2 separate regions of the Homo sapiens genome follow, and region 2 is linked to region 1. Evidence: read pairs that join two places in POLR2A ChIA-PET (ENCODE). Cell type or tissue: GM12878. All regions are shown on one strand. Each heading gives the region's core, and the rest is flanking DNA. Links, peaks and the distances in the headings are about the cores only.

Region 1 (16,219 bases), core at 5,635-10,634:
TTTAAGGCACTGAGTTTGTGGTACATTTTTACAGCAGCCCCACGAAACGAATACACCAGGGATCAGTAGCTGCCCCCCAGAGCAGCTGGCATCAGGACTTGGCTTTCTCTCATTTTTGGTCTCTGTAGATTTTTCTTACTTTTTTACTAATGCAACTCTGCATTCCAAAATATGTTTTCAAAAATTTATTTGTTGTGTGCTGGCAAGATTTTTTAGGATATTTAATTTTCATTTTGTTGGAAATGGAAGTCTACTTGATTCTTCAATAATAACTTTCTGAAAATGGGGTTTGGTTTCTCTCAGGTACTTATTATTACTTTCCAAGTGAAATTTGTTATTTATTTTACATCTCAATTATGCCTAATATTCTATTGTATTCTGTACATGGCATTTTGTTTCTCACAAAATTGCTAGTTTCTTGAGAGTTGAGATGGTGTCTTACTTACCATTGAATACAAGCATATAGAACAATACCTCACATATAATAGGTATTTGTAAATTACCTATTGGTTATTAAACTGAATGTACTTGTATATTGAGCAGATGCATAGGTATGTAAAGTTGCTTGGAGTGATAATTTTAAGTCTTAATTTGAAGTTTTTATTAATTCACAAATGTCTGTGTTACTCAGGGTCATGGTCACCTAGGATGGGTTTTCTTTTCTTTCTGATTAATATAATTAAATCTAGGTCTCAGGAAACCTATAGGTTTACGGCCTTTCAAGTTTCCTGTATTAGAGTTTGAAGTGACTTTATTAATAAATAATATTTGTAAATATTACAACTCTGTAAATATTGTTATACCCATTTTTCAAATACAGAAAGTAAAGGTCAGAAAGATTAAATGCCTGTTCCAAGGTGTGATACATAATAAGTACCAGAGTTAGAAACAAGTTTATTTTGCCCTAAAGCCATTCACTATTCTATACTACTTATTATGGATCCCATTTTGTAATGATTATGAAACTCCTTGCTGTTTTTCTATTCCTATTTGTATCAGAGTATCATAATATTTACTTATTCCAAAATAATGAAAGGTATCTTTCAAAAGACCTGCTTATGTATGATTTTTATATTTTCTGTCCATGCAGTCACTTTCCATTGTTCACCTGATATATTTGTTAGACATAAACACCCTCAGAGGTTACATGCTAGAAAAACAAACATTTTTCTTCTCAGTAAGGAAAGGTTCCCACTGTAGGACATTCAAATCCATATCATTAGCCTTCTATAAGATTTTCCATGATAAGGGTGCTTTTGGGTGCAATGTGCACCACACACTACTATGCACTTGCTTATACCCTGCTTACTTTCCAGTTGCTTTAGTATGCCATATGTAAACTTCATTTACCCAAATCGTTTTTAAGTTCCTTGAGGTCAAGCATGGATTTTCTATTACTGTGTATTCCTGTAATAGCTGTCATTTATTAAAGGCTTACTGAGTACCAGGAACTTTGCACACATTTCATTTATTATTTACAATAACATGGCAAATTAGGTATTATTACCCCCATTTCACAGATGTGGAAAGCCTCAGATATAATTAGTCCCAAGACTGTAAACCTATTAAGTGACCATAATGATGGGTCCTTAATATGTGATTGTTGAGTTGATGGATTTGTGGTAATTTTCCTGAAAGATCTTTCCATCTGGCCATAGTGCAGTAGAAAAAGACACCAGTTTGTATCCTTATGCTATAAATTACTAGCTTGTGACTGTGGACAAGTTACTTAGCGTCATCAAATCTGAGTTCCTGATTTGTAAAATGGGATAATAAAGCCCAATCCATGAAGGAGTCTTAAATATTAAACTAGGTCATACAGATGCAAAATAAATATTGATTTATTAACTTGCTTATGTGTTTCTTTTCTCTCACTGAAATATACACTGAATGAATAAGTGAATAAATTAAGAAGTACCAAGAAAAGACATTTATCAAAGTATCTTTTTTGTATAAATATGATTTAATAGCCTATAAATTATGACAAAATTCAATATAATTCAATAGTTTTTAGCATTCTTCTATGCGAACATATTCACAACTACATTAAAACATCTTCAGATCATCCTCTCAGATCAATCACCATCACACTTGTAAATGCAGACCACTTGTTTTTAGCATGTTCAGATCCTTTTCCTAAATATCTAGGATTTTATTTCCTCCTACAATATTGGATAGGAGACAGTAATCTTTTAATCTAATGGAAAGATATTTAAATGCTTTTTTCACCACTCCTTTTCCCCAAATTAGTAGATGATTTTTGTGTGAGGTGATTTTTCTATCAGGTAATTTAGTATCGTTGTTCCATAGCTTGAATTTTATGTCGGATATTTCAATCCGCTTTCTCTTCAGCATGTTCTGTTGCTGAGTAGAGAAACCTCACAATGGCCATAGACTGTTCTATTGTTTAAATTCTATGTATTTAAACTCAAAACAATGATATAAAACATGACTTTACTGTAGAAATGATAAATTAATTGTACATTGATTTTAAAGATAATATCTTTGTTTGTGGAAAACAAAAAAGTGCTACTAAAAATTCCCAGATCTCCATCCTGGTAATTCAAAACAGAATATTTTCCTTAGAAGGCACTAATCTTTAAAATTCTTTTATGTTGGTAAGCCAAAACCTCTACTTGCTGATCTTAGGGCATGGTGCAAGATCTTTCAATAAGGTTTGATGAACCAACAAGTGTTCTGGAATATTTCTTGAGGAAATTTTAAAAATTAGAATATTAATAAGTTAATATGCATTGTTTATAGATAGTAGTCATATAGTTGAAGAACTGTGCATTTTGAACCTTTAAAATATGATAAATAAGCCTTTTTAAAAGAAAATGAAAGCAATCACTGATCTTCAGCTGATGTTGTTATGTACAATTCTCTATTATATTGCCAAATTAATATTTTCTCTATGACATCTGTGATGTCCCTCTGGACTAAAAAGACATATATATATTCTTTCTGTTAACTGTCTTTATACAGTTATTTGCTTTTCCATTAGGGGCATGGTATATTTAAACAACTGCAGGCAATTTATACTAGCTCAGAGTCATTTTGATCAGTCTTGGGCAAATTAACCAGCCTTCAGTCAGTTCAGTGCTCTCTCCTATGTGGCCCTACTCCGGCTTCACATTGAATAGTCCCTCAGTCTAGTCCAGATGTCCAACTGTATCCACTCACCCTTTCAGAATGATGTTGTGCTTGCTATTTTTAGATGGAATATGTGTCTGCTGTATGTTAGTAAAACATGTAAATTATGTATGTAATTTATACATGATATATATCAAGTAGTGTGTTTTTCTACTATGTGTTTCAAAAGCATTATCCAAATGAAAATGATAAAAAAACTTCCCACAAAACTGGAAAATGTTTCATACCAAGAAAGTTAATTTGTTTATATTTACCATTGTGATATAATGAAGGAAATTTTTTTGGTCTTGTTTGCCCTGCTTTTGGATTCTTGGGCAAATGTCTTTTACTGGTCTTTTTTTGTCCTTGCTTTTGGATTCTTTAGCAAGTTGTCCACCATGTAATTAATATTAAATTAACCTATAGGCATTGCTATCTAAAACTTTAAAATATTCATTGTTCCTCTTGTCACTGTCATACTTTCTTTTCTAATGTTTGAAATTTCTAAATTGCGGATAAGTGACTTTTTAATATATTTGCCTCATGACAAGCTTTTGAAACATTAACTTAGGTAGAATGAGGAGCTGCATTGGTGTTTTCAGTTCTAAGATTTTAATTTCTATCTTTCCCAGGATCATTAATTAAAATGATTTAACCTATATCTAAAAAAAATCAGTTTATATTTCTTTAGTAGATCATAATTTGTCATCTTAAAATAGTAATGTGAAGTGAATTGATAGTATTTGTTCCACATCCATTTGCTCAGTACTGAACTTTAGTAAGAAATATCTCAGCATATCCACATATACATAAGGATACTCATATAGGACAGGACCAACAACATTATTTTGATTAACTGGTTAGTACCAACTATATACTTATGGATAAACATAGCAAGCTTTGGTCCACATACAAAGTGCAAAATGTAACTATAAAATAACAACAATACAATTAAAATATGTAATTTACCAGTAGGAGTAATTTATTTTTAAAAAATTGCTTTGGATTTCATACCACAGTCTTTTCCTCATATTTTTCTGTAAAGTATTAACAAATTAACATTTTCTTAAAATGATTAGTCTTATCAATATGACAAATTAAAATGTTATTTTCTGAAGATCACAAATTAAGATTTTCTAGATCTTAATTCTATGCTGAAAATGTTAGCATGTATTGAAATGTTAAATATTATAAAACATTTCAACTAATTTATATGCCAAACATAAATACACAATTGATGTAATCTAATGTACACTTTTTTTCACTTAACTTTATTTTAAATACAATATAGGCTGAATGCTTTTTCACTCATAGGCCTATGATAAATTTGAATTAATGGGGATAATAACTACTTTTAGCATCATTAAACATGACTTTAAAAGTTGAAGTAATGTTTGTGAACAGGCAAATAGGTGGCTGAAGAATCAGGAGTAAAGAAGTATTGAAAACCTCTATCTACATGCTACTTTTGTTCATCACCTAAAATGTGGAGACAAAAAAATATACAGAGAAATTTTTTTAAAAAGTGGGGTGGACAGCCAAAACTATAGGTGATAATATAGTGAAATATTTTGTAAACCATTGTTTTTAATTATGTTTTGAAAAAGATACTCTGGAGTGATCAATTACTTTTATATCTCACGATTATTAAATGTTATCTTTCATAGTTAAAAAGCACACCACAGTATACAGTATTGTCTATGTGAATACTGAAACAAGGAATATTATCCTGTTAATCATCAAGTGCTGATTAATTTAACAATTTCATCCTATTTATTCTTCTAATATATGAGTTTTTATTTCATCTTGAATCATCACCACACTATAACATTATTGCTGATTTGCAAATTAATTATTCTAGGCCTTTCAATTGTTAGTATTTATTCACAGCTGTTCCAAAGTTTGACAAAAATAAGAATACATGTTCATTTTTAAATGGCCTGTATAGGTTTGGTGTGAAGTGCCTGAATTAGCAGAATCGGTATCAGAATGCTGATATATCACTGAGGACAGTTACTTTTTAATAAAATTATCAGAAGGAGAAAACTATGGAACAAGAATTGCCAAAAAAGTTCCAAAATGTAAGACAGGATATACTGTTACATTAGTTGTGTACGGAGTAGCCAAATTATAGAATAATTATTCCTAAAAATCAGTAAGTTTTTTTTTTATTTTAGAAAATAATGTTTCCAAAGCATAAATTTTAAGCTCAGGACAAACTTCTTTACCAGCCAGTTGTGCAGACTGTCCACTGAGAAGGAACAGGGAGTGGACTGTATTTTAATAGAGTTGTGATAAATAATTTAGTTGCATTTCTAAATTAAAAATTCAACATTAAAAGATGTTGGCAGTTTCCTTTTTATGTGATCTTTCACTATTCATACAACTAATCTGAAAATCTAAGACACATAATGAAAATAAAATTCGCATGATACTGCTTTATATGGTCAAGATAAAGTATCAGCTTTTTCTAAGTAACTACTCTTAGTTACTTAGAAAATTAAAAGAGCAGAAGCTTCTGTCTCCAAAAATGTCCAGGAAGATTTTTGAGTTTTTCATGCATCAGTTTCAGAAACTGTCCCATTATTTTCATGTTAAAAGACAATATCACTTTAATTATACCAAATTAAATGCGTATGAAGTCCTGATAAATTATTTCTTTCATAGCATTGGTTGTATGTAGCATTTCTTCTTAGTGCTCAAAAGAAATGACGTGTAGTTGGATAAGGATTGGTGGTTTTTTACTTCCTCCCCCAAAGAGCTGATGTTTTTGGCTGGTTGTTTTTTGTTTTTGTTTTTATTTGGTGGTGGGGGGAGACATGAGAGAAAAGAAAAAGGCTGTATTTAGAATTATTGAACAGGCCTACACTAAAATTCTTCCTTGTCCGATGAGGATGAGGGCTGGGGGAGAAAGGTGAGGTGGAACAATTGAAGTGTAATAGTATCTGCGTAGTTTTTTTAAATGTACAATCTCTCTCCCGGTCTCCGGTCCCCCTGCTCCTATGTGCTGGTACCTCTGGACTGTTCAGAAGCCATTTTAGAACTCAGGAAGCAAAATATGTGAGTTCCACTGTGCTTCTGCAGGTGCTGTGGTGGCAAGGATAACCTTTGCTCGCTTGCCGGGGGGTGTAACCACGCTGTTATTTAATGTCTTTGAGGATTAAAGACACCACAGAAAATTCCAAACCCACATCCTAACACCTGAAGCTCGCACAATGTTTCTAGAGCAAATGACAAAACATTTCACTGGAACCTTAATTTAGCAAGTCTGTGTCCAGATCTGGGGATTTTTTTTTAATTGTTTTGAGGCGTCGCTGATGATCCCTACAGTACTCGATTTTCAAAACTATTTCGGGTTGAAAAAAGACCCCTTTCTAGGTGTTTTGCGCACCCGAGCCCTGCAGTTCACGGTGTTTCGGGAGGAGGGTCTTTCGGAATTGAACGTGCATTGTCAGTCCTGGGCGTCTAGTAATTTGTGGGGTTGGGGGGGGGACCGACAAAACCATAGGTCAACTTCCCGAATAGTCTGAGGGGCTAAGAAGCCAGAGAGGCATTTGCCTCCTCGCAACTGGACGCGAGGCTCAGAGCCCGGCTGTCCTCAGCTGTCATGGGGGGAGGGGAAGGGAGTGCTGGCATCGAGGTCGGGCGCCGTTTGCTCAGCCTCCCCGCTGCGTCCCGCCGCCAGCTCACCTCCGCGAAGAGCTAGGCACTCACCGGCCCGCTGGCCCTTGCTCCCTGGCCGCCCTCCGGCCCCGGTCCTCAGGCACAGGTCGCCAGAACCGTCCAGTGGGATGGCTGCCGCCTCCTCGGGGACCGCTGCCTGAGGGCCAGGACCGGGGTCGCCTGGCCGCCCGGGGAACCCGCAGCTCCCGGGGCGCTGCGCCGGCGGCCGGGAGGCGCCGGCGCCCGCTCCCCCTCCCCGCCCCCCCGCTCCCGCCTCCTGCCCGCGGCGCGGTGCTCCTGCTCGCCCCGGCCGGCCGCGCGGCCGCGCACACACTCACTCCGAGGGCGCCTCCAAGGTTACCCGCGGGTGGGGGCTGGGGCAGACTCCGGCCACTGGCCTCCTTCGCTGCTTTCCTATCGCCGCGGCCCTTCTGCCGCTCCAGGGCCACTGGGATCCAAATCCTAACGCAGAAGACACTCCAAAGTCCGGGGAGGGAAGTCAAGCTGAGAGGCAGGCCGGCATCTGGGCAGGGGGCGGCCTTAGTTGCCTCCGGGTGCCCGGACAGCCGGGTCAGGCGAGGTCGCGGCAGGAGGGGGCTGTGACTCCGGCGGGCGCGCTCCGTACAGCGCAAGCTGGGCTGGGGGCAGCGCGCGGGGGCTGCAGGCAGCACCGAGGCGCCCGAGGCGCCCCGGGCCCGTAGGGGGGCAGAGACAAGCGGGCTGCCAAACCTGCCGAGGAAACTAACTAAATAAAAGGAGACTGTTATTTAAGGCGCGGAAATTTGAAATATTTGGACAGGAAGAGAAAAGAAAAGAAACCTTAGCGAGGGAGGGGGAAAAAACGCGAGCTAACGGTTTTGAAGCTCCCCCACCCCCACCCCTGGCTTTTCTGCGCGCCCTGAGGGAGCTCTGGGCTCCAGCTTCCTATCACTAGGGCCCCGGGAGTTGGAGCTGGAGTCTGGAGAAGGAGTTTCAGAGGGACAGAAAAGATGTCTTCGCAGCCCCTCCGTGGAAGGCTTGGGTTGGCTATGGGCAGAGCTTTACCCGGGGTCTCAGGTGGGAAATTTGTTTCCTGCCTCTCACTAGGTTCCTGCGTGGAGCTGTTTTCATGGGACTGCCATATAAAAGCAGAACAGTCTCCAGAGACCGAGACAGGGACTTTCCCCCGTAGCCTTTTGATGAAGGTTGCTTAGGGCAGCCAGGAAGGCTGTGAGCACGACCTTTTCTTGCTCCAGCACTGTGACTGCCCGGCGCCTATGGACTATTTACTTCTACCCCCGGCAAAAGCCGAAAGCACCTTTTTGGGAACTGAGATTTCGAAACCAGTCCTGGGCCACGGACTCCATCCACAACGTTCTTTTGATCAATACGATAAGGGAAATACATCATATTGCTTTCTCGGGACAGAATACTTAACCTACTTATTGATCAGTCGCCCATTGTGGTGTGTGTGTACATGAACTCATCACACCGTTGCAAGATGCATAATGTTTATCAGAAAACTTAATTCACTACCAAAATGTGATAAAAGACACTTTGTTTAGCAGTTCGGGGACCAGAACTTGAACCGAGGTCATGTTAGTGCCCTCCACCCCCAGGTGTAAGCCTGGCTTCAGCTTCCTGGGCAAAGGCTGAGACCAAGTTTCCCGACGTGAATGTGGACGCAGCGGTGAAGAACTGAATTTGAGAGCGCATCCTCTGCTTTGTATCCTCCATCCTTACAACAGCGTCGTCTCCTGGAGCTCTGGACACTCCATTAATTAGCACTTGCATCCCCACTCTCTGCATCTGAATAAGTTCAGACCCCTCCCTCCCCACCTCAGGTCGCTGAAAAATAGGTCCCCAGCAGCACCGTTTCATCCATCCTATACATTTCGGCATGTTCAAGAGGCTTACAGAATATTGTTGAGGTTTTTGAGATTGAATAATGGCTTTTCATATTTCCTAGAGGGGACCACATAACTCATTTCTAAAATACTTAGATTAGCAAAGCTACTTCCCGCACAGAGCTAGAGTAATATGGCGATGTTTTAATGCCTAACAACTTTTAGACTGATGAAAAGATAGAGCGTCCTCTCCCTCTATTGTGCTCCGACCACCCGAGAACAAAGCAACTGCAGAAGTAACTCCTCTTTTGCTTTATGAATGTCCTATGCTTTTATATTTGAAATCTCTAAAGGGAAATTTTATTCTATTAAATAAAGTAAATGCCGAGACATGTTGGATGCTGTGAAGTCCATTAAACTGGATTTTAAAATCATGACCGTCCATCTTTACAGTTGTAACTTGTAAGAGGGTTTTTTAAAAAAATTACTTTCAGTTAGTGTTCTGTTAAAAAATATTCGGCTTATCAAAGTAGTATATTTTGTATATTGACTCCATTTTAGAATCCAAAATATGACACTTTTACTTCAAAACCACCTCAATCTCTGTTTTTCTTAAATAAGTGTTTCAATTTTGTTGCCATCAAAAATAAATTTATTTAGTAATTTGTGGTTAAAGGTGTCAGAGGATGAGGTCTTTTTGCACTTAGGGAATGTAAATTTTACTGCAAAATTAAAAGGATTAATCTTTTCTTTCTATATTCTTTTATACTATCATGGAAAATAAATTATTGAAAACCACTTGCCTGCCACCCAGCCATTCCAATCCTTGTTAGGTCAGGCATCAGAACCATGTCCTTCAATAAACCTTGAGGCATTTTATTCTTTTTGGAGTGAGGGCAGAGAGCTTATGAAGTAGGAGGGAACGTTCACATAAAACATCTTTGATCATGTGGTAGATGATGAATAAAGTATGTATGAATTTGCAAATGATAACTGTATTGAAATCTGTTGTTGAAAAGTGTAAATTAAAATGACCAAGTAGTAGATGCTAGAAAATTGTCTTGGAAATTTAATATTTCTACTTCCTTAAAAAAAATTTAAAAATTAAAAAATTTTTTTTAGGTAAATGTGCTCCTAAAAAGATTGTATACTCTTTTACTAAAAAGTTTTGTGGAAATTAAGTACCATTTGTGGGAGTTGCTCATTTATTATTTTAAAACTTTCTACATTTATTATTCTGCAAATTCTGAAATAGTTATGACCTTTATATGTAATTTATACATTTGTCTCGCTGTTTTTCATTGCCTAAAGATTGATATTTGCACTTTAATGCTTAAACATTTTGTAATTTTACATTTCTTACACTCAGGGAGAAAAAGTCCACATTACACTTAGTGTATTTATGATATAATTTTGGGAAGTGTATTATTTAACCATTTGCTTCATTTTGTGATTAAAAATCCATTAGTGGTAAGCATTTTTAAGGTGGCATTTTCTTTTAAAACTTTAGAGCTAAAATATGTTTTCAGATTGCTACTTCTGAACTCTGTCCTTCAACTATTTGACTTAATGTCGAGAAAAAGGGAAGATTGGACATTAAGGGAAATTCACACTGAAATTTCAGGCTTAATCTTCAAAAAAAAAAAAAGTTGTCCTTATTTTGTTTTAAAGCAGAAATACTAGGCACCAAGGTGGACGGGACATGGGTAAAGGATGAAAACAACTGAATCATCAAGAGAGTATGTCTAGTTTTCCAGTTGGTCTACCTTTTCTAGTGTAAAGACTTAAGACATTCAATAACTTTTAGTACAGTTCTCCTTAGCAAGTGATAAGTTGTGTATGGGTTCTAAAGGAGGGAAAATCACAGAAAAATGTTGTCCTGTTTTGAAAGTGTTTTAATTAGACAAAAGCATCAGGACAAACCATTTTAAAAACAAAGTCTTCAACTTGGGTGTTGAGATTGGCAAAAGGGGAAGCAAGGGAAAAGCCAAGGAAAGATAAAATATTCAGAAGAAAGTCAAAGTTATCTGCAATTACATGTTAGAACAGATTTTGCAGGTTAAAAAGATGTTGCTTAAATATATTCATAAGCCTGTTGTAAGATTTTCACTTATGCAGTTTCAGAAAATTTAGCTGCTTAACATATGACAGAACTGTATTTTAACAAATGACATTAAAAGTCAGGAGAGCTACTCAGTTAATTGATAAAGTAGAGGCAACGTGGGGGAGCCCTCCCCACGTTTATTGAAGATTTGTGGCTCCCCCAGCCCCGTTTGCCTGCATCAGGCTAACAACCTCATTCCTCCCATAGAGCCTGGCCAAATCACAGGCGGTGTCCCCCTTATGGTTCCGATGCCCCACATTGCTGGCCGTGTGCTTCACCAGGAACTCCACCACCCGGAGGTGGCCTTCTTTGGCAGCCAAGTGCAAGGGCAGGTTCCCTTCATTATCCTCGATGTTAACATCAGCTTGAAACTCCAGCAAAGTCTGTAAAGTGTCCAGGAAACCTGCTCTGGCCGCATCATGAATGACAGCGAAACCAGTTCGGTCTTTCAAATCGGGATTAGCACCTCTAAGTAGCAGTCTCCTGGCAATCTCGGGATTTCCAAGTTTCATAACCTGGAAAAGAAGTAGAAATGGTAGAATCCTTCAAGTGCATATGCTACAGAGATATTTTAAAATATCTGCCTGTCCTTCCATTTATGTAACTATTTATTTTTGATGGAGTTCTTGCGGAAGACCCATAGGATGGGGCTTGAAGGGGTCAAATGCAGAAAAGTGCTAGTAGGTGAAAGTAGAAGACAACTTCTAAAAATTGAGCTTCTATGATGGAACGTCTTAAATGGGCCCAAAAGTAGGATAAATTGATCAATAAGATAGAATTTGTGCAACATGTATAGCATTTGCTAACAATTCTGTTCTCTATGTTCCATGAAGAGTTGTGTAATTTCACGAATTTATTAAAATAACAGAAATGGAATTTGGGATTTAAATAAGAGTCTCCTTCTGTTTGATTGTTCATGCTCATAAAATGTGCCTGTGGTATTAATTCTAGAAAATCATATGTGGTTAAACTTTATTTTCTAAATAGCTACTGCAAACAAATAAGGATGTTGAGTTTCTCTAAACCAACTCCATGAGTGAGTGTAAAAATGATGTTTTAAAAATCCAGGCCTGATATTTTCTTAAATGATCAATTTTTACAAGTTCCCTCCAAATAGATATAGCTCCAAATTTCCAAGCATTTCTTAAAAATATTTTTTATTTGCAAGTTATTTAATATTGGCTACTAGGTGTATTCAATGTTTAGAATCCTTCATTTTAAGTTACAAAACAGTACTGATTATTAAGGTGTTAAATAAGCCACAGTGTTCTAAATTGCTTATGATATCAATTTATATAAAACTAAGTTCCTGATATGCCTTGTATCACAGTAGGAAATTATTGTAGGACAACTGTTCTTGAAAATAATGAAATAGTCACCCTATTACATTATATACTGTTTCTCAAAGTTCTGACAAGCCTCCTGATTTTCAAATGAGCAAAAGAAGAAAAAATAAGATATTTAATGGGTGTTTTGGGACACGGACAGCCTTGTCTTGTGGTTTGAGCTCATTTAATAATCAACTGGTGATCCTGTGTTAGTTCCTTTTTCAGTTATTATCAAGCATTTAAGGAACAGCTATTTGTAAACTGCCAACATTTTAAAAGTCAGAATGTGGTATTAACACTTGCTATCAACATACAAATAATTCACATAACAAAGATTATCTACTATTGTTTGAATATATTTCACTCTAACAGTGGTCTCTTATAAAGTATCTTGTAGAACAGCATGCAAATATAAAATACATATAATTTAGTTGTGAAAAAATATTACTTTCATTAACATGCCACACATTTTCAGAATTTACACTGGTTTATTTATATCTAGGTATATCCATAATAATCTAAATTTATAATAAATATCTTGTATAATAGACACTCAATGTTTATGAAATTAAATGCTAATGGAAAATACAAAGTCGTTCTATCTTTTTTAAATGTTTGTTTAAAAAAATCTAATCACACATTAAATAACAAAATATATTTAAAATGAGTAATATTTTGTAAATGCAAACTACATAGATGGACAAGATATTAAGCTCCCCTGTTGATAAAACTGTTGATTTTTAGCTCTTCCTTTGGAGCAGTGGTAAACAGTGATACATAATTTATATTTCAAGAACTTCAATGAAACATACTTTTTGGTTATTAAAAATTGATACGACCACAACTGTCCCTAAAGATTTAGTCATATTTAAGGACCTGGAATGAGAAAAATAAGAGACAGATACCTTGGATCTTCGTAAAGCAAACATACGATTAAGGCCTTTGATATTAACCTGATAGAAAAATGTACACTAGGAAGGTGGAAAAGGCTTTTGAAATTGAGTTAAATAAACATAATTGTAGAAGAAAATTCACCTTTTTTCACAGAAAATAATAGCAATATTGGAAACGGTTTTGAAGAAAGTTATTTCTTGACTTATGACACAACTTCAGAGTCAGGATTATACATATTGAAAATAAGCCTTGAAACTCCAGTTTCTGTGTGTGTGTTTCGTTATATGTACAAGGACTAAGCCACAATAAGTGGGTGTTAGTATCTTGATAAGTATGTTTAATATAAACAAGATTGCAAAGTTGTATTAAAAATGTTTGTCAAAACTTTTTAAAAGAATATTATTAATTTCCCAGTCTTCCTGTTCGTCAAAAATCCTGTAAAATCTTATCATGAACATGGGTTAAGTAGTTCATTCTTTGTGAAGTTTATATAATCTTTTGAGTTTTCAAAAGGAAACTTTTCAATATATTAAATTTGTTACTTTGCTATCATCACTAAACCTGTTCAAAACTACTAGGTAGAAAAAGGAAAAAAAATCATTACTTAATGTAGCAGCAATAACAAGATAAATAATTTAGTATCTGTGCATAAACTTCCTTAATACTGAAATTTTTGCAAGGCCAGTGTATTCTGACTGAAAATGTACAGACTGTATGGACTTTGTTTGTTAATAGTATATCTCTTGGCACTTAAATTTTTAATTCTTGTAACCGAAACAAAGCCCTCTAAAAACCCTCTCCCCACTGGGTTTTCAAAAACAGCTTCAAGTGTTGCATTTCCAAATAAGAATAGCTCATAAGAATATCATCAGAACTCTGATAAAGCAACTATTTTAAACTATTTTGTCATTTTTCTGTTTCTAAGCCTTTCACCTAAGTTACATGATAACATTCAGAAGAGGAAAAAAATTATCAGGTACAATACTTGGCAGCTGGACATGTGTCAATTGTTGCCTGTAAATCTAATTACTGAAAATTAGAGCACACCACGGCATGACCGTAGAGACAAAGACACTGCAGCTGAGCTCTGATTAGAAAATTCAACTTTTTATTCCTCCCGACTCCTGAATGAGTGGATGGTATTACATTAACTGTAAAATGTACATCCTGTCCCGGTGCCCAGGCCACCCATTCCAAACGAGGAAAGGTCGTTTGTCAAAACTTGAAGCATTTGAAGGAAAAACACCCTCATCAGTAGTCAAGAAAATTAACGTTAAAGTCTATTATTGGGGGCAAAGTACGTAAAACCACTAATAGCAGTGTATTTACTTCAAATAATAATCATAATAATGTGTTTACAGAGCTGTCTTTAAAAACAAAACAAAACAAACAAACCTCGGCCCTACACTGACTACTTTAAAATCCCCACCGTCACAAAAACATTCCAAAAACTAAGACCAAATCTGGACCCCACTTGATATCAAGGATGTTATTGGATTTGAGGAGTTTGTTCAAAGTACGTCATTTTGAGAAGTTGCATCCACTTAAAGATATAAAATATGGCAACCAACTAGGTTTAAAAACAGTGAAATTTTATGTCCCTGAAAGCTTAAAAGCTGTAAATCTAGAAACCCGGGTCACGTAGGCAACATTATTGACTTGTTTTCCCCACCTCTCTTAATACCAACCTGCAGCGCAGTCCTTCCAAATCCATTTTGTGCATTGACGTTTACATTATTTTGCAACAAACTAGTAAGTTGCTCTAGGTCCCCCCTGGCAGCTGCGGACGCCAACTCGTTCCCCCAAGGCTCGGCCATTCTTTAGGGTCCTGACGATCAGGAAAAGATGAATTAGTCGTTTTTCTTTTTCCCCTTTCCTTTGCTCCTAACCAGGCTGCATGATGGCATCGGAGACTGACAGAAGGACTGGGATGGTTAATCTGGAGTAGAGCTTGGTAGTAAATACTAGTAAGATCTGCCTGCCAAAAGCCCGCCCCTCGATTCACACGTGATTATTCAGCAAAACTGAGCCATTGGAGAGGGGCTCCTCGCCTCGCTTTTTTAGCTTAACCCCTATGAAGAATTCTGACGACTCCACAGAGAGACACACAGACACACATACATTCCTGGTTAATGACTCCGGACGTCAGATGTAGGCAGAGCTGTCACGTACCTACGCTACAGATCTCTGTGAGGAGTGTGTGTGGAGACTCAAGGGACTATAGATCGGGGCAGAAAATACCGCGGAAGGAAAGACATTCAGGGGGAAGAAAAGGCATTCACCCACCCTTGTTCACGGTGGTGACTTGAGCCGTGTGAGGCAGAACTGCAGGGGCAGGTCCTCCAGGGGGCTCGGTTTCCATCCGTCTCGCCGAAGGGATAGTCCTGGGTCCTCCGCTGCTGGGAGAGCGCCGCGGTGGCTGGATGCTGACGTGCTCCGGAGGGTTAAAAGATGATCGCCAAAGGCGAACGGGAGTAGCAGTTCGGTGGCCCTCAAGTTACAGGTCGTAACGATTGCCCAGTGCTCTGGGCTTCTCCAGAAGAGCCTTTGGTCGCGTCCGGGCCAAGCCGTGGGCTAATGCCGCTCAGGAAAGCTCCGGAGCCCGCCCGCCAGGCAGCCGCAGCCCCGCCGAGCCTCAGAGGCCGTGGGAGCCGGGCTCGGCGCGCGTCTCCGGAGGCTGCCGGGCGTGCGGCGGGCCCCCGAGAAGCCCGTCATGCCGGCCCCGCCAGGTCCCGGGACTCCCGGCAGCCCGAGGAAGGAGAGTGATGCGGAAAGCGTCTACGGAGCCCGGACTGCTGGGGCAGCTCGCGGCAGCATTGCGGCTGCACTGGGCAGCCCCCCCGGGAACTTCCCGCCTACGACCGAGCTCGTTCAGGCTTTCTGCTGTAGGCACTCATTGAGCTGCTGCCGCCGCTGTCCTTTCCTTCCTTTCCCGGTTTTGTGGGGGCCTCTGGAGATGGGGAGAGTCCTGGGAAACGTAGGCCAAGTTCTGAGTAGGGAGAGTCGCCGCAGTTCCGGGGCAGCCAGTCCGGTCGCCGTCTCGGCGAGCGCTCAGCAGCCTCGGCGCCCGGTGCCACTTTGCCACCTCTCGCGGTCCCCGGCCTGTGCCCCTTTGCTGCGGACAGGGCAGCCGCCAGCCAGCTGTGCCCTGGAGCAGAGCCTGGCAGCACTGCTTCCTCCTTGGCCGCACCGCTCCCAGTGACAGTTTCTTTTGTAGCTGATCCCCCCCTAGATCGCCGGTCCCTGCTCCTTTCACCCCTACAGGCACTTGC
Region 2 (16,219 bases), core at 5,079-10,078, 270 kb before region 1:
TTTTTCTCCCAGAGTAAAGTTAGTAAGAGCCAGCATATACTTATGTGCTATTCATTTGAAAAAGGAACTAGGCTGGGTGCTCATGCCTGTAATCCCAGCACTTTAAGGGGCCAGGGCAACCTGAAGTCCAGACCAGCCTGGCCAATGTGGCGAAACTCTGCCTTTACAAAAATACAAAAAAATGGCCGGGTGCAGTGGCTTATACCTGTAATCCCAGCATTTTGGGAGGACGAGGTGGGCAGATCACTTGAGTCTGGGAGTTCGAGACCTGCCTGGCCAACATAGTGAAATCCCCTCTCTACTAAAAATACAAAAATTAGCAGGGAGTGGTGGCACACGCCTGTAATCCTAGCTACTTGGGAGGCGGCTGAGACAGGAGAATCGTTTGAACCCAGGGGATGGAGCTTGCAGTGAGCCGAGATCCTGCCACTGCACTCCAACCTGGGTGACAGAGCGAGACTCCATCTCAAAAAAAAATTAAAAATACAAAAAAATTAGCCAAGCATGGTGGCATACACCTGTAGTCCCAGCTACTCGGGAGGCTGAGGCACAACTGCTTGAACCTGGGAGGCAGAGGTTGCAGTAAGTGGAGATCGTGCCAATGTACTACAGGCCTGGGCAACACAGCAAGACTCCATCTCAAAAACAGAAAAAGAAAAAGGAATTCATTCAAGGAAGCAAGGAATATCTAACTCTAATCAAGGAGACCATGTTTTATTCTTTGATTTAAAAAAAAAACTATAACCTAATCAACAGAATTATCTCATGAATGTGCCAACACAAAGGGGGTTAAAGTTTTAGGGGGAACCCCCCAATATTCATCAATGCCACATTTTGGTCACCAAAGAGGTATGCTTTATTGTGGAACATATTTTTCCACTGTTTCGATAAATTATTTAGGATGATCCGATTGATCGTGTAGAGCTTTAAAATCCTCACATCCTTTGATTTAGCAATTCCTTCCCTTTTTTTTTTTTAGAGATGGGACCTCACTATGTTGTCCAGGCTAGTCTCCAATTTCTAGGCTCAAGCAATCCTCCCGCCTCCACATCCCAAAGTGCTAGGATTACAGGCATGAGTCATTGTGCCTGGCAAGATCCAGCAATTCCTAAAAAAATTTATACAAATAAAATATTCTAAAACAAGAAGTGTTTTATCGATTAAACATTCATAGTATTATTTAAAATATCAAGAAAGCAAAAATAATGAAGTGTTGAGCAAATTATAGCACCCTAAACATTCTTCTTCATAAAATTTATGGCAGTGTATTTTATATCCATTTACCTACATCCCTCTCTAGAACGCGGGTACAGAGAACATGGAGATCATTTTACTTATCTTCACATTCTAGGATCTAACACAATCTCTACTTTCCTTCTATTCTTTATTTCGTTTCCCCCACCTCCTTTTTTTTTTTTTTTTTAAGAGACAGGATCTTGAGGTTGCCCAGGCTGGAGTGTAGTGGTGTGATCATATCTCACTGTTACCTCGAGCTCCTGGGCTCAAGTGATCCTCCTGCCTCAATCTTCCAAGTAGCTGGGACTACAGGTGCATGCCACCACACCTAACTTTTTTATATTATTTGTAGAGATGGGGTGTCAGTATTCTGCCCAGGCTGGTCTCAACCTCCTTCCCTTAAGGGATCCTCTCACCTTGGCATCCCAAAGCACTGAAATCACAGGCTTGAACCCCTGTGCCCGGCCTTATTTTCTAAATATTATGCAGAGAACAATTACCATTCTTTTTTATTAGTAAAATATACTTTAAACTCCTACAAATCAAGTTTTTAACAGACAGACAACCCAATTAAAAACTGGACAACGTCGGGCGTGGTGGATCGCATCTGTAAACCCAGCACGTTGGGAGGCAGAGGCGGGCGGATCACGAGGTCAGGAGTTTTGAGACAAGCCTGGCTGACATGGTGAAACCCCATCTCTACTAAAACTACAAAAAAATTAGCCGCGCGTGGTGGGCGCCTATAATCCCAGCTACTTGGGAGGCTGAGGCAGGAGAATCGCTTGAACCTGGGAGGTGGAGGTTGCAGTGAGCCAAGATCGCGCCACTGCACTCCAGCCTGGGCAACAGAGCAAGACTCTCTGTCCCCCCCAAACACACACACACACACACACACACACACACAAACTGGACAAAAGACTTCACAAAAGACAATACCCGAAAGGCCAAAAAGCACTTGAAAAGGTTAACTCTACTACTCACTGGGAAAATGCAAATTAAAACCACAATGAAATACAGTTGACCCTTGAACATGGGGGTTAGGGGTCTCAACCCCCAGTGCAGTCGCAAACCTTCATATAATTTTTCTTTTTTTTGAGACAGGGTTTCACTCCCGTTACCCAGGCTGGAGTGCAATGACGCAATCTTGGCATACTGCAACCTCCGCCTCCCAGGCTCAAGCAATTTTCCTGCTTCAGCCTCTCAGGTAGCTGGGACTATAGGTGCCCGCCACCACATCCAGCTAATTTTTGTATTTTTTATAGAAACAGAGTTTTGCTGTGTTGCCCAGGCTGGTCTCGAATTCCTGAGCTCAAATGATCTGCTGTCTTGGCTTCTGTCTTGGCTTCCCAAGACATATACCTAGGATTACGGGTATATGCCCCATGCATGGCCTAAACTTTGACTTCCCAAAAACTTAACTACTAATAAGCTACTGTTGACCAAAGAAACCTTATGGATAACACAAACTTGATTAACCCATATTTTGTATGTTACATGTATAACATATTGCATTCTTACGAAATAAGCCAGAGAAAAGAATATTAGGAAAATCATAAGGAAGAGAAAATACATTTACAGTGTTATACTGTATTTTCTTTTTCTGTTTCTTTTTTTTTTTTTTTTTTTTTGCTTTGAGATGGAGTCTTGCTCTGTCACCCTGGCTGGAGTGCAGTGGCATGATCTTGGCTCACTGCGACCTGTCTCCCGGATTCAAGCAATTCTCTTGCCTCAGCCTCCTGAGTAGCTGAGATTACAGGCATGCACTACCACACCCAGCTAATTTTTATATTTTTAGTAGAAACAGGGTTTCACCATGTTGGCCAGGCTCGTCGCAAACTCCTGACCTCAAGTGATCCACCCACCTTGGCCTCCCAAAGTGCTGAGATTACAGGCGTGAGCCACCTCGCCCGGCTCCAGCTAATTCTTTTGATTTTTTGTAAAGATGAGGTCTTGCTCTCCTGCCCAGGCTGTCTCAAAATCCTGAGTTCAAGTGATCCTCCTGCCTCGGCCTCCCAAAGGTGTGGGATGACAGGTATTAGCCACCATGCCCAGCCCAAATTTTAATTTTTTATAATAGATGTGAATGCTTTACGGTAGTAAATGATAAAATGGACTAGTATTTACATATTTTATGCATCCATCATGACATACCTTAATTTTTTGATATTTCAAAAAATGAGAATCACCTAAGTTTATTCAAATTGTCACAAATCCTTTCTTCTCCGAGAAAACACCAAATGGTGGATGACACCAGTGCAGCGGGGGGGGGCCCGGAGGCCCTGGGATGGGGAACTGCGGTGGCTTCCGCGGAGGTTTCGGCAGTGGCATCCGGGGCCGGGGTCGCAGCCGTAGACGGGGCCGGGGCCGAGGCCGCGGAGCTCGCGGAGGCAAGGCCGAGGATAAGGAGTGGATGCCCGTCACCAAGCTGGGCTGCTTGGTGAAGGACATGAAGATCAAGTCCCTGGAGGAGATCTATCTCTTCTCCCTGCCCATTAAGGAATCAGAGATCATTGACTTTTTCCTGGGGGCCTCTCTCAAGGATGAGGTTTTGAAGATTATGCCAGTGCAGACGCAGACCCGTGCTGGCCAGCGCACCAGGTTCAAGGCGTTTGTTGCTATCGGGGACTACAATGGCCACGTCGGTCTGGGTGTTAAGTGCTCCAAGGAGGTGGCCACCGCCATCCATGGGGCCATCATCCTGGCCAAGCTCTCCATTGTCCCCGTGCGCAGAGGCTACTGGGGGAACAAGATTGGCAAGCCCCACACCGTCCCTTGCAAGGTGACAGGCCGCTGCGGCTCTGCACTGGTGCACCTCATCCCTGTACCCAGGGGCACTGGCATTGTCTCCGCACCTGTGCCCAAGAAGCTGCTCATGATGGCTGGTATCGATGACTGCTGCACCTCAGCCTGGGGCTGCACTGCCACCCTGGGCAACTTCGCCAAGGCCACCTTTGATGCCATTTCTAAGACCTACAGCTACCTGACCCCCGACCTCTGGAAGGAGACTGTATTTACCAAGTCTCCCGATCAGGAATTCACTGACCACCTCATCAAGGCCCACGCCAGAGTCTCCGTGCAGCGGACCCAGGCTCCAGCTGTGGCTACAACATAGGGTTTTTAGACAAGGAAAATAAAGCGAATTAAGCGTAAAAAAAAAAAATTGTCACAAATCTCAAACAAAAATTCCAACATACTTGTGTAAACAAATTAGCACTGTAAGTGGACCCACGCTATTCAACTCTATGTTGTTCAAAGGTCAACTGCATTTCTATACTTCTACACACCTATTAAAATGTCTAAAATAAAACAGATCTACAATTCCAGAGATCTGTTGTATAACATAGTGACTACAGCTTAGCATAATGTATTGTGTATACTTGAAAACTGCTATGAAAATACATCTTAAATATTCTCACAATAGCAAATCATAACTGTGAGGTGAAGGATCTGTAAATTAGCTTGTCTGTGGTAATCATTTCATGATGTATACATATATTAAAACACCATGGTGTACATCATAAGTATATATAATTATATCAATTATACTTCAAAGCTAAAAAAAGTTTCAAAAATAAAGATTGACAATACCAGATACTGGTGAAGACGTGGCACAAATGAAACTCTCATATTGTCAGTACAAGCAGAAAATTAGTGCAACCACTTGGAAAACTATTTGGCAACTTATTTTTGAAACACATCAACAGGATAGATTGACAGAAGAACGACGAATAGGTATGTGTGAAAGCAAATACAGCAAAACGTTTACTGCAGAATCTAGGTGGTAGGAATGAATATGGGTATTCAAACAATTCTGTCAACTCTTGTTTATTTTTGAAAATTTCTGTAGTAAAATGCTGCAGGAAAAACTAAATATACATGTGGCTCCATTATCCAGTAACTCTATCCCTGGATATATACTCAAAATAGGTGCTCAGGTATAATGTTCACAGCATCTTTATTTATACAGCCAAAAATTGATACTACCCAAATACACATAATGGAATGAATAAGTAAAATGTGGTATATTTACACAATTTTGAATACTGCATAGCAATGAAAAAGAATGTGAACTACTGCCATTACGTAAGAACACAAATTTCACAAAGAATGCTAGAATGTTATTCAGTTTGAAATTCATGACCACACAAAACAAATATGGGTGATAGGAGGTCATAAGGACCAACAGTTACCTTTGGAAAAAAGGTACTAACTGTTGGAGGGGGCAGGAGGGAGCCTTTTGGGGGCTTGGAAACAGACTATATTATAGTTGTGGCTATATTTTGCAAGTGCACTAGCCTACGTAATTAAGAAACCTGCTGGGTGCAGTGGCTCACACCTGTAATCCCAGAGCTTTGGGAGGCTGAGGCAGGAAGATCACTTGAGCCCAATGCTATCCTGGGTAACACAGCGAGAGCCCTATCTCAATCAATCGACCAATCAATCAGTCAATCAAAAGAAACTCAAGATATTCTGTTAAAGATACACTAGTTTCTGTATAATACATTTTAATTAAAATTTACACACACATACTTTTACTGTACAAAATTACACAACTCAATGACCTCTAAATTCATGTCCACCATCTAACAATTAGTCCGACCCGACTGACTCCAAAATCCTTGAACACCAAAATCCTCAGATGCCCAAGTCCCTTATATAAAATGGCATATTTGCACATAACCTGTACACCCTCCCATATACTTTAAATCATCGCTAGATTACTTATAATACCTAATACAATGTTATGTAATAGTTACACTATATATTTTTTTAATTTGTATTAGCTCTTGTATTATTTTTTATTGTTTTCTTTCCCAAATATTTTCTGTGATTGGATGGATCAGAGGATGTGGAACCTGTGAATACAGAAGGCTATCTTTTTGACTCCAAGCTCCACCACTCAATTTAATCAGGGCAGCTCTGTTGTTTTTATTCATTTTTTATACTCAAGTTCCAAGTAAGATTATCCAAAGGATACAGAAGCTAAAAAGTACATTTGTGATTCACTGCCCTATCACAAACTGATCACACAACTTCAAAACTATATACAAAACCATTTAATAATTGATTATGTACTATTTCATGCTGACCTCATAATTGCTTCATGTCTTATCCCTTAACTGTAGGCTCCTAGGGGTAAGAGACTCATCATTTCTCCTTTCCCCGTTGAGCTTAAAACATACTTGCTAACTGATAGAAGAAACTAGAGGCCGGGCGCCGTGGCTGACGCCAGTAATCCCAGCACTTTGTGAGGCCGAGGCGAGCGGATCACCTGAGGTCGGGAGTTCGACACCAGCCTGACATGGAGAAACCCTGCCTCTACTAAAAATACAAAATTAGCCAGGCATGGTGGCGCCGCCTATAATCCCAGCTACCCGGGAGGCTGAGGCAGGAGAATCGCTTCAACCCAGGAGGCAGAGGTTGCAATGAGCCAAGATCGTGCCACTGCACTCCAGCCAGGGTGACAGAGCAAGACTCCATCTCAAAGCCAAAAAAAAAAAAAAGAAAAAGAAAATACAGTATAGCACTGTAAATGTATTTTCTCGTGACACTGCACTCCAACCTGAGCAACAAGAGCGAAGCTCCATCTCAAAAAAAAAAAAAAAAAAAAAAGAAGAAACTAGGTATCAAGCATGGTATTTCTTACCCTTAAGGCCTCGCTACTCAATTATGGTAAACTGCTTCTTTTTCTTCCACAAAAATAAGGTTTAAACTGTTATACAAAATTACATGTAACTTTAACTAACTGGGTCAATTATAAAGTCTCACTCTTCTTAAAGCCATTCAACTTTATGAGTGTTCAGAAAATTTTAAGAGTTTTAGAAGCAAATATATTTGGAGGGTTGCTTTCTTCATTCCCACACTTTCAGATCCTTTAGTTACCTTACAGTATGCTTTCTAGATTAAGTAACAAGATAATTACTCATTTGGCCCCTGGGAGTACACTCTAGGCTGGCAATTTAATTAAAAGATAGGGACACACGCATTCATTGTCAAAATAAGGAACTCATCTAAGAGTTCAAAAGGCCAATTTGAATATAAAAATCAATAGGTCAAGCAAATTCTCCAAGAGGATAAAATACATTTACTTCTCCCTTATCACTTTACTTTTCAACTTTGGCCAGGCCTAGCAGCTCATGCCTGTTATTCCAGCACTTCACTTTAGGAGGGTGAGGCAGGAGGATGGCTTGGGGCCAGGAGTTCAAGACCAGCCTGGCCAACATAATGAGACACTGTCTTTACAAAAAAAAAAAACAAAAAAACAAAAAACCACATACTTCCATTTAACCTGAGGAACCTAATTGAAAACCAAAAAACCCAGACACTTTGACTGGATGTGGTGGCATGAGCCTGTGGTCCCAGCTACTTGGGAGGCTGAACCAGGAGGTTGGCTTGAGCTCAAGAGTTTGCGGCTGTAGTGTGCTATGATCATACCTGTGAATAGCCACTGCACTCCAGCCTAGGCAACAAGGTGAAACCCCGTCTCTAAAAAAAAAAATAACTACACACTGTGGCTATCTAAGCCAGCTCTTCCTCAATCTTTCACTCACATTTCCACTGACTTCTCTCACCACCTCACTCTCACTTTCATTTAGATCACAGCTGAAAAAAGCCTGAACTCTGAGCATGTTAAAAATACCATAAATATTTGTTAATTCAATATTAAAAGTTACTGGTAAGGAATCAACTGTTTACAGCCTATTATTTTTTCCTTTTTTTTTTTTTTTTTAAGAGATAAGGTCTCACTCTGCTGCCTAGGCTGGAATGCAGTGGCTCAATTATAACTCACTGCAGCCTCGAACTCCTGGGCTCAGGTAACCCTCCTGCCTCAGCTTCCTGATTAACTGGGACCACAGGCACAAGCCCAGCTCCAATTTTTCAGTGTATAGTTCAGTGGTATTACATAAAGTTATGTAGCCATTAAACTATCCATCTCCATAACTTTTCATCTTATAAAACAGAAAACTCTACCCACTAAACAATAACTCTCCACTTACAGCCTAAATATTTTCTTGTAGAAATGGGAGTCTCACTGTGTTGCCTAGACTGGTCTCAAACTCCTGGATGCAAGCAATCCTCCCGCCTCAGCCTACCAAAGCGCTGAGATTACAGGTGTGAGCCACCACACCTGGCCTTCCCCATGCCCCCATTCACTCTGTTGCCCAGGCTGGAGTGCAATGGTGCCATCACAGCTCATTATACCTTCCAACTCCTGAGCTCAAGCATTCCTTCTGCCTCAGCCTATAGCTGGGACTACAGGCATGTGCCAACACACCTGACTAATTTTTTATTTTTTTGTAGAGACGAGATCTCGCTATTTTGCCCAGGCTGGTTTCGAACTCCTGGGCTCAAGCAATCCTTCCCACTTGGCCTTCCAAAGTGCTGGTGTACAGGTATGAGCCACTGCACACAGCCTGTCGTCTTCTTTTTTGTTGTTGTTGTTGAGATGGAGTTTCACTCTTGTTGCCCAGGCTAGAGTGCAACAGCGCAACCTAGCCTCAACACAACCTCCACCTCCTGGGTTCAAGAGATTCTCCTGCCTCAGCCTCCCAAGTAGCTGGGATTACAGGCATGTGCCACCACACCCGGCTATTTTTGCATTTTTAGTAGAGACGGGGTTTCTCTATGTTGGTCAGGCTGGTCTCAAACTCCTAACCTCAGGTGACCCGCCCACCTCAGCCTCCCAAAGTACTGAGATTACAGGTGTGAGCCACTGTGCCTGGCCACCTGTCTTCTTTCTTGACTGTGTCTCAGCCAAGGTAAATTCTGCACATGAAGAGGGAAGTGATAAGAGGTTGATTGCAGATACAATCAGAATTAGAGATGTGTTGTATTTCTTTTCTTGCCTCAAGTCGTTTGCAAATATGTCTTTTATGTATTACCTTCCTTACTTCAGGTACAGAGTTAGGGATGTATTTCTGTCCTGTACTCATATGGGTTATTAAAAATAGGCTGTTGGTGTCCAGCCCAGTAGCTCACGCCTGTAATCTCAGCACTTTGGTAGGCCTAGGTGGGTGGATCACGAGGTCAGGAGTTAAGACCAGTCTGGCCAACATGGTGAAACCCCATCTCTACTAAAAATACAAAAAATTAGCCAGGTGTGGTGGTGCTTGCCTCTAATCCCAGCTACTCAGGAGGCTGAGGCATGAGAATCGCTTGAACCCAGGTGGCAGAAGTTGCAGTGGGCTGAGACTGCACCACTGCACTCCAGCCTGGGCGATGGAGTAAGACTCCATCTCCAAAAAAAAAGGCTGTTGGGTGGGCATGGTGGCTCACACTTGTAATCTCAGCACTTTGGGAGGCCGAGGTGGGTGGACTGCTTGAGTTCAGGAGTTTGAGACCAGCCTGGGCAATATAGTGAGACCCCGTCTCTACTAAAAATACAAAAAATAGCTGGGTGTGGTGGTATGCACCTGTGGTCCCAGCTATTCAGGAGACTGAGATGGGAGGACTGCTTGACCCGTCTCTACAAAAAATAAAAATTAGCCAGGCAAAGTGGTGCACGCCTATAGTCCCAGCTACTCAGGAGGCTGAGGTGGGAGGATGGCTTGGGCCCGTGAGGTTGAGGCTTCAGTGAGCCGTGACCATGCCACTACATTCAGCCTAGGCAACAGAGTAAGATTATGTCTCAAAGAAAGAAAAAGAATCCCAATCTACATAAGTATTTCTATTAAAACTTTTAAAGATCAAAATTCTGCAACAAAGGTTTCTACTATTACCTAAAAAATATTTTAAGAAAATCAAGTGCTCAGATCTTATGTACCAAGTAACTCACCATCCCATCTCCATCTTCTCAAGTTACCCTATAATTAGCTCTAGAATTAAACTCTGAACAGACTATCTTACTCTTAGTGATGCATACAATCTTAATGCCAAAAAATCAGCCTTTATTAAAGCACATTCAGAATGAGAGGTCAGGCAGAAACAAAGAAAAATCCTGCAACAATGGGGTCACACAAATAACAAATAACTGGTTACTTATTTATAAAAGTCACCTAGGCAAGCTGAACTTCATGGAACACAAAACCAAATTCAGGCTGGGCGCGGTGGCTCACGCTTGTAATCCCAGCACTTTGGGAGGCCGAGGCAGGAGGATCACAAGGTCAGGAGATCAAGACCACGGTGAAACCCCGTCCCTACTAAAAATACAAAAAATTAGCCAGGTGTGGTGGCGGGCACCTGTAGTCCCAGCTACTCGGGACAGGCTGAGGCAGGAGAATGGCGTGAACCCGGGAGGCGGAGCTTGCAGTGAGCTGAGATCGCGCCACTGCACTCCAGCCTGGGTGACACAGCGAGACTTCGTCTCAAACAAACAAACAAAAAAAAAAACAAATTCAAAAAATATATAATGAAATTAACTTTCCCAAAGCTCAACGTACTTTATAAATTAGAAGTGATAGGCCAAACACTAAAGCACAGGATTCTGGGAATGCTTAATAGACACTAACAACCATACAATTGCACACTCTTACAGCAAAATGCTGATCATTACATTCACTAAAGTATAAGTGCGTGCTTTGTGAAAATTGTAGTTCTAGCAATGTGAAAATGAACCAGACTTGAATTCTAAAAGAGCAGATGTGACACTGTCACAAATAATTAAAATTAAAAGGGTAAAGTGTCTTAAGAATGGTGCATGAATAAAGGAGTTCAGATTAAGAAAAGTGTATGTAGGAGAAATCAGAATTCGTGGATTCTTGGCATTTGAACTGGGCCCTGGATATTAGAAATGAGACTGGGAAGGATTAAGGAAGAACATTCTGGGCAATGGATACAGAATGGGCAAAGACAGGAAAGCAGAAGACATACATGGAATACAGCAAACTGCTCAGTATGACTGGAGTATACAGGTTGTATAAAAGAAAGCACAAGGCTATGAAGAGCTGAAAAAGTATATGTAGAGCCAAATCATGACTTTGAATGCTAAGTCAGATATCTTCAGTGGTTAGTCCTAATAAAGAATCATTAAGGGCCGGGCGTGGTGGCTCACGCCTGTAATCCCAGCTCTTACGGAGGCCAAGGTGAGTGGATTACCTGAGGTTAGGAGTTGCACACCAGCCTGAGCAATATGGTGAAACCCCATTTCTATTAAAAATACAAAAATTAGCTGGGTGTGGTGGCGCATGCCTGTAATCCCAGCTACTCGGGAGGCTGAGGCAGGAGAATTGCTCGGACCCGGGAGGCGGAGGCTGCAGTGAGCTGAGGTGGCACCACTGCACTCCAGCCTGGGCAACAGAGTGAAGACTCTGTTTCAAAAAATAATAATAATAATAATAACAATCATTAAGGATTATGAGGCAAGTGATCTGATCCGGGATGAAATTTATCTGGCAACATGGTATAAAATGAATGAGGAGGAGACATCAATTATGTTGCTGTAAGAACTGATGAGGACAATTATGATGGTGACCTTACAAGGTAAGAAGTCACAGTTCTAATTTAGTCTATCATCAAATATTCACTGGGTGTCTACAATATGGAAGGTAACATTCTACTCCACTAAGATATCTTACAAGTTTAATGTATCATTCTCATTCTTGAGGAAACTGATGTGGAGAAACAACTGTTAAAGCAACAAAAGCTAATAAGGCAATATATGATTTCCAGATAAATGTTACAAACACAAAAAAACTGTACATGACAAATCAGCAGAGACAGGAAAAAAATGGTCAGTGAAGGCTTTATTAACAAAGGTGGAGTTAGTTGATCTGCCCCTCAATAAGAAGGCTGAACTTCTTGAGCATAAAGAAGGGGAGGGATAAAACTTCAAAAAGGTAAATTGTTAAAAGCTGAATAATTGTATAATAAGGCCTAGATACGTGAAATAAATTTGGAGATATTTTCCACCCAAATGTTAAACAAAATGCTAATAAAAAAACACAACCCTTTAATTATCTAAATTTAACTTCGTAAGTTATCAGGAAAATGAGGCATTAATATACCATTACAGGCAGGGCACAGTGACTCACATCCGTAATCCCAACACTGGGAGACATGGTGGGAGGATCACTTGAGCCCAGGAGTTCGAAACTAGCCTGGGCAAAGTGAGACTCCATCTCTAAAAAAAACAAGCCCATCCCCCACAAAACATTATAGCATTGCATGCTTAAAAATAAGCAGTACATTCTAGATTTTTTATAAGGAAGGGGGTTATTTTTAGTGCATTCTACAGGATAAACCAATCCTTTTAACAACAAAAGAGGGTTTTTGGTTTTGTTTGTTTTTTGTTTTTGTTTGGTATTTTAATAGAGATGGGGGTCTCACTTTGTTGCCCAGGCTGGTCTCGAATTCCTGGGGTCAAGTGATCCTCCTGCCTCTGCCACCTAAGTGCTGGGATGACAGGTGTGAGCCACTGTGCCCAGCCAAAAAAAAAAAAAAAAAAAGGTATCTTGAAGAAAGCTTTATGCAGACACAATTTGAAATATCCAAAATGTTACATTTTCTTATTTGTCAAAAAAGCTCCCCAAAACAATCTGATAAATTCTTTCCTTTTTCATATTTTACATGTAAGCGGCAGAGCCAGAATTTGAACACAGGACAATCTGACTCTAAAAGCAGAGCTATACTTGCATTCAATGCTATACAAACTTATTTTCTCAGGATTTTAAAATTTCAAATGTATCAATCAAAAAGTATAGGTCGGGGAAGAAGACTGGCGAATCTCAAACTATATAACTACTGCAAAATTGAGAGACACCTATCCTTATTTTTATATATTCAGATTAGAAAATGTAACATGGTTTGTTGTTCAATGAATATTACACTCTTTTAACAAAGTGCCTCCCTCAATTTAGCACATAACAAAGCTCTTGACAGTGACACAGGGGTACCTCAAGCTGTTTTACATATGCCTTTCAGGGCTGGGCTGCCTACCTGGCCTCCCCCTCTCATGGACCTCCCTTCTTCAGCCTTTCCTGGCTTATCCTCCCACTCACTGTCCTTCCAAGATTGCCTTCGCTGGGCAGATTTCCTCTGTATTATTTTTAAACATTTAGGAATAAGGGAGTTGGGTAGAGGGTGCGACAAATTTGTTTCTACTTTCTAATTTGACAAACACCCTAAATCTCTTTGCATCCAATACTTCAAGAATAGGGATTCAAGTACTTTCTTTTTCTCCCCCAAGTACTTTCCCATTACATAAATATCTTGCGGTGATATATATACACGGTAAAAACCCCTAAATCACTTAACACTTAGTGTAAACCAATTGCTGTATTTAATATTACTGGAATTTGACTTTTTAGGATTCCTTAAAACTGATCTACAACAGCTAGACACGGTGGTGTAACCCTGTAGTCCCAGCTACTCAGGAGGCTGAAGCCACAAGATCCTTTGAGACCAGGAAGTGGAGGCTGCAATGCACTATAATTGCACCTGTGAATAGCTACTGCCCTCCAGCCTGGGCAACACAGCAAGACCTCATCTCTAAAGGAAATAAATTTTTTTTAAAACCTGAGCCAGGCAGAGTAGAAGTGCACCTGTAACCCTAGCTACTCAAGAGGCTGAGGCAGGAGTATCCCTTGAGCCCAGGAGTTTGAGACTAGCAACATAATGAGACCCTGTCTCTATTTTTTAAATTTAAAAAATATAAAGGGCAGGCTCAGGGGCTTACGCCTGTAATCCCAGCACTCTGGAAGGCCAAGGTGGGCAGATCACCTGAAGTCAGGAGTTTGAGACCAGCCTGGTCAACATGGCAAAACTCCATCTCTACCAAAAGTACAAAAATCAGTTGGCCTTGGTGGCGCATGCCTGTAGTACCAACTACTCCAGAGGCTGAGGCAGGAGAATCGCTTGAACCCAAGAGGCAGAGCCAAGATGACACCACTGCACTCTAGCTGGGCAACAAGGTGAGACTTGGTCTCAAAAAAGAGAAAACAAAAAAACCCAAACATATATATACAGAGAGAGACCAGCCTGGGTAACACAGGGAGGCCCAGTCACAAAACAAAAAAACAAACAAAAAAAAACCTGATCTACAATATAGAAGCAAAAATGGCACTAGGAATATGCAGAGTTCTTGTAAGCAGTGCAACTATACCTGCCTCAAATACATTAGTTCATTTAAAAGAAATCTATTCATTCGTTCAACCAAATTACTGAATGCCTAACATGTGCCAGGCACTGTTATAAGTACTTAGGAAACACCAATTAAAAAAAAAAATCCCCTTTCCTCCTTTCTACCTAGTGGGAGAAGACAGGTAATAGACAACGCAACTTTCTAACACATGTTGGAATGTAATAAATGGTATTGGGGGGGAAAACAACAGGGTGAGAGGGACTTCCAGGTTATTAGGGCAGGTTGCACTTTCAAACAGGGTGGTCAGAGAAGGTTTAAGGGGGCAGTGAGAAAAGACTTGAAGGAGGTAAGGGAGTCAGTCAGCCATGAAATCTGGGGAAGAGTATTCCAGAATAAGGAGGACAAAGGTCCTAGAATAGCAATGAGGACAGGGAAGCTGGAGGGAAGCCAACAAAGGGGTTAGCTGTAGGTGTCAAGGGACATGCGTGGAAACAAGGGGTACAGATTATGTAGGGTTTATGCGACACTATAAGGAATCTGATTTTTACTTTGAATGAAACAAGGATCCACACAGAGGGTTGGGGAGACTGTCATGCTCAGTTTTACCAAAATAACTGTGGCTGTTGTATTGAGGACAGGCCTTAGCGAGGACAAGGGTGAAAGCAGGGATAACTGTTAGGAGGCTACAAAAGAAACCATGGAAAGAAATATACACTTCCTACAAACTTGGATCATAATGGTGCAGGGATTTACTTTAAGGCAAAAATAAATAAAAACAAATTTGTCAGATGTTAATAGGAAATAACTGTAACTGGCTCTTGTCATTATATGTACATTGTACATATAAAGCAGCAAACAATGACATCTTTTAACTACTCACCTCAAGAGAACATGTTCCTTTACAATCAGCTATTCACTGTTAATTACATATAATTTGTTGAAAAAGTTACTTTTATCAACTGAGAATACTATAAATCTGCTGTGTGAGGTAGCTAACGCCTGTAATCCCAGTCTTTGGGAGGCTGAGGGAGGAGGATCACCTGAAGCCAGGAGTTTGAGGCTGCCAAGTGAGCAATCCAGTCTAACCTGGATGACAGAGGGAGATTCTCAACTCAAATAAATGAATAAATAACCTTGGATTGCTGTTTCTCAGATCATCTAAAATAACCATTCCTAAGACAGATCTTATTTCTTTGGGGGTGGGGGACAATACTTTTTCTCCAAAAGTTTCTTTTTATGCTCCCATGTTTTAAAGTAATTTTCTTCTGATTGATACTGAATTTGTATATTAGTCTGCGTCATTCACTTCAGGAAACTGCAACCATAAAAAACTCCCACTGTCAAAAATATAACATTTCCAAAAAAAGTTCCTTCATGACACCAAAAACCCCTCATCCCTCATCATCACCTAGTTCTTCTGGAAAAGGCAAACACAGTTTCCATAAATTCTAGTACCTTTAATAGTACAATTATCATAAGGATAGGAGAAAGAGAACAAGTCAAAGATATTCAATTAAGAAAGGGGATAGGAGGCAGGAGAATTTGCTTGAGGCCAGGAGTTCAAGACCAGCCTAGGCAACATAGGAGTCCCTGTCTCTATTTTTTTAAAAATAGAAGGGGGTGAGGGTAGGGAGCATAAGAGATTTTAAAATAAAAACTTCATGCCAGATGCGGTGGCTCATGCCTGTAATCCTAGCACTTTGGGAGACTGAGGTGGGTGGACTGCTTGAGGTCAGGAGTTCAAGACCAGCCTGACCAACATGGTGAAACCCCGTCTTTACTAAAAATACAAAAATTAGCTAGGTGTGGTGGCACGCGCCTGTAATCCCAGCTACTCAGGAGGCTGAGGCAGGAGAATCGCTAGAACCCGGGAGGTGGAGGTTGCAGTAAGCAGTGAGATTGTGCCACTGCACTCCAGCCGGGGTGACAGAGCGAGACTCCATCTCATTAAAAAAAAAAAGTTAA

What was found. ChIA-PET counts read pairs that join two places held together with the same protein. Peaks named below come from ENCODE experiments on the same cell type or tissue, not always from the same donor. Only the 100,000 strongest peaks of a DNase experiment are listed, where the experiment ranks them.
Region 2: POLR2A ChIA-PET joins it to region 1 with 5 read pairs; 12 of 35 experiments call an interaction of 5 or more read pairs at or near these places.

Annotation. Positions count from the first base shown.
Region 1 is chr1:50,968,914-50,985,132 of GRCh38, reverse strand. CDKN2C (cyclin dependent kinase inhibitor 2C) reads right to left here and starts at 14,888. Exons shown (of 2, transcript NM_078626.3): 1 at 14,636-14,888; 2 at 10,499-11,240. The coding sequence starts at 14,764. The coding sequence ends at 10,863. RefSeq lists a cis regulatory region at 5,861-6,370, silencers at 6,802-7,021, 7,042-7,101, 7,332-7,501, 15,550-15,819 and enhancers at 7,652-7,731, 7,822-7,931, 8,002-8,291, 8,632-8,681, 16,050-16,119. In GM12878, for the core only: no CTCF peak of the experiment used is centred there; no DNase peak of the experiment used is centred there; H3K4me3 peaks cover 3,414 bases; H3K27ac peaks cover 3,371 bases; H3K27me3 peaks cover 311 bases.
Region 2 is chr1:51,238,727-51,254,945 of GRCh38, reverse strand. All of the region lies in intron 1 of RNF11 (ring finger protein 11), which reads right to left. It also overlaps the pseudogene RPS2P8. Among named protein-coding and RNA genes, the nearest start is that of RNF11, 11 kb to the right of the region's middle. In GM12878, for the core only: no CTCF peak of the experiment used is centred there; no DNase peak of the experiment used is centred there; H3K27ac peaks cover 662 bases.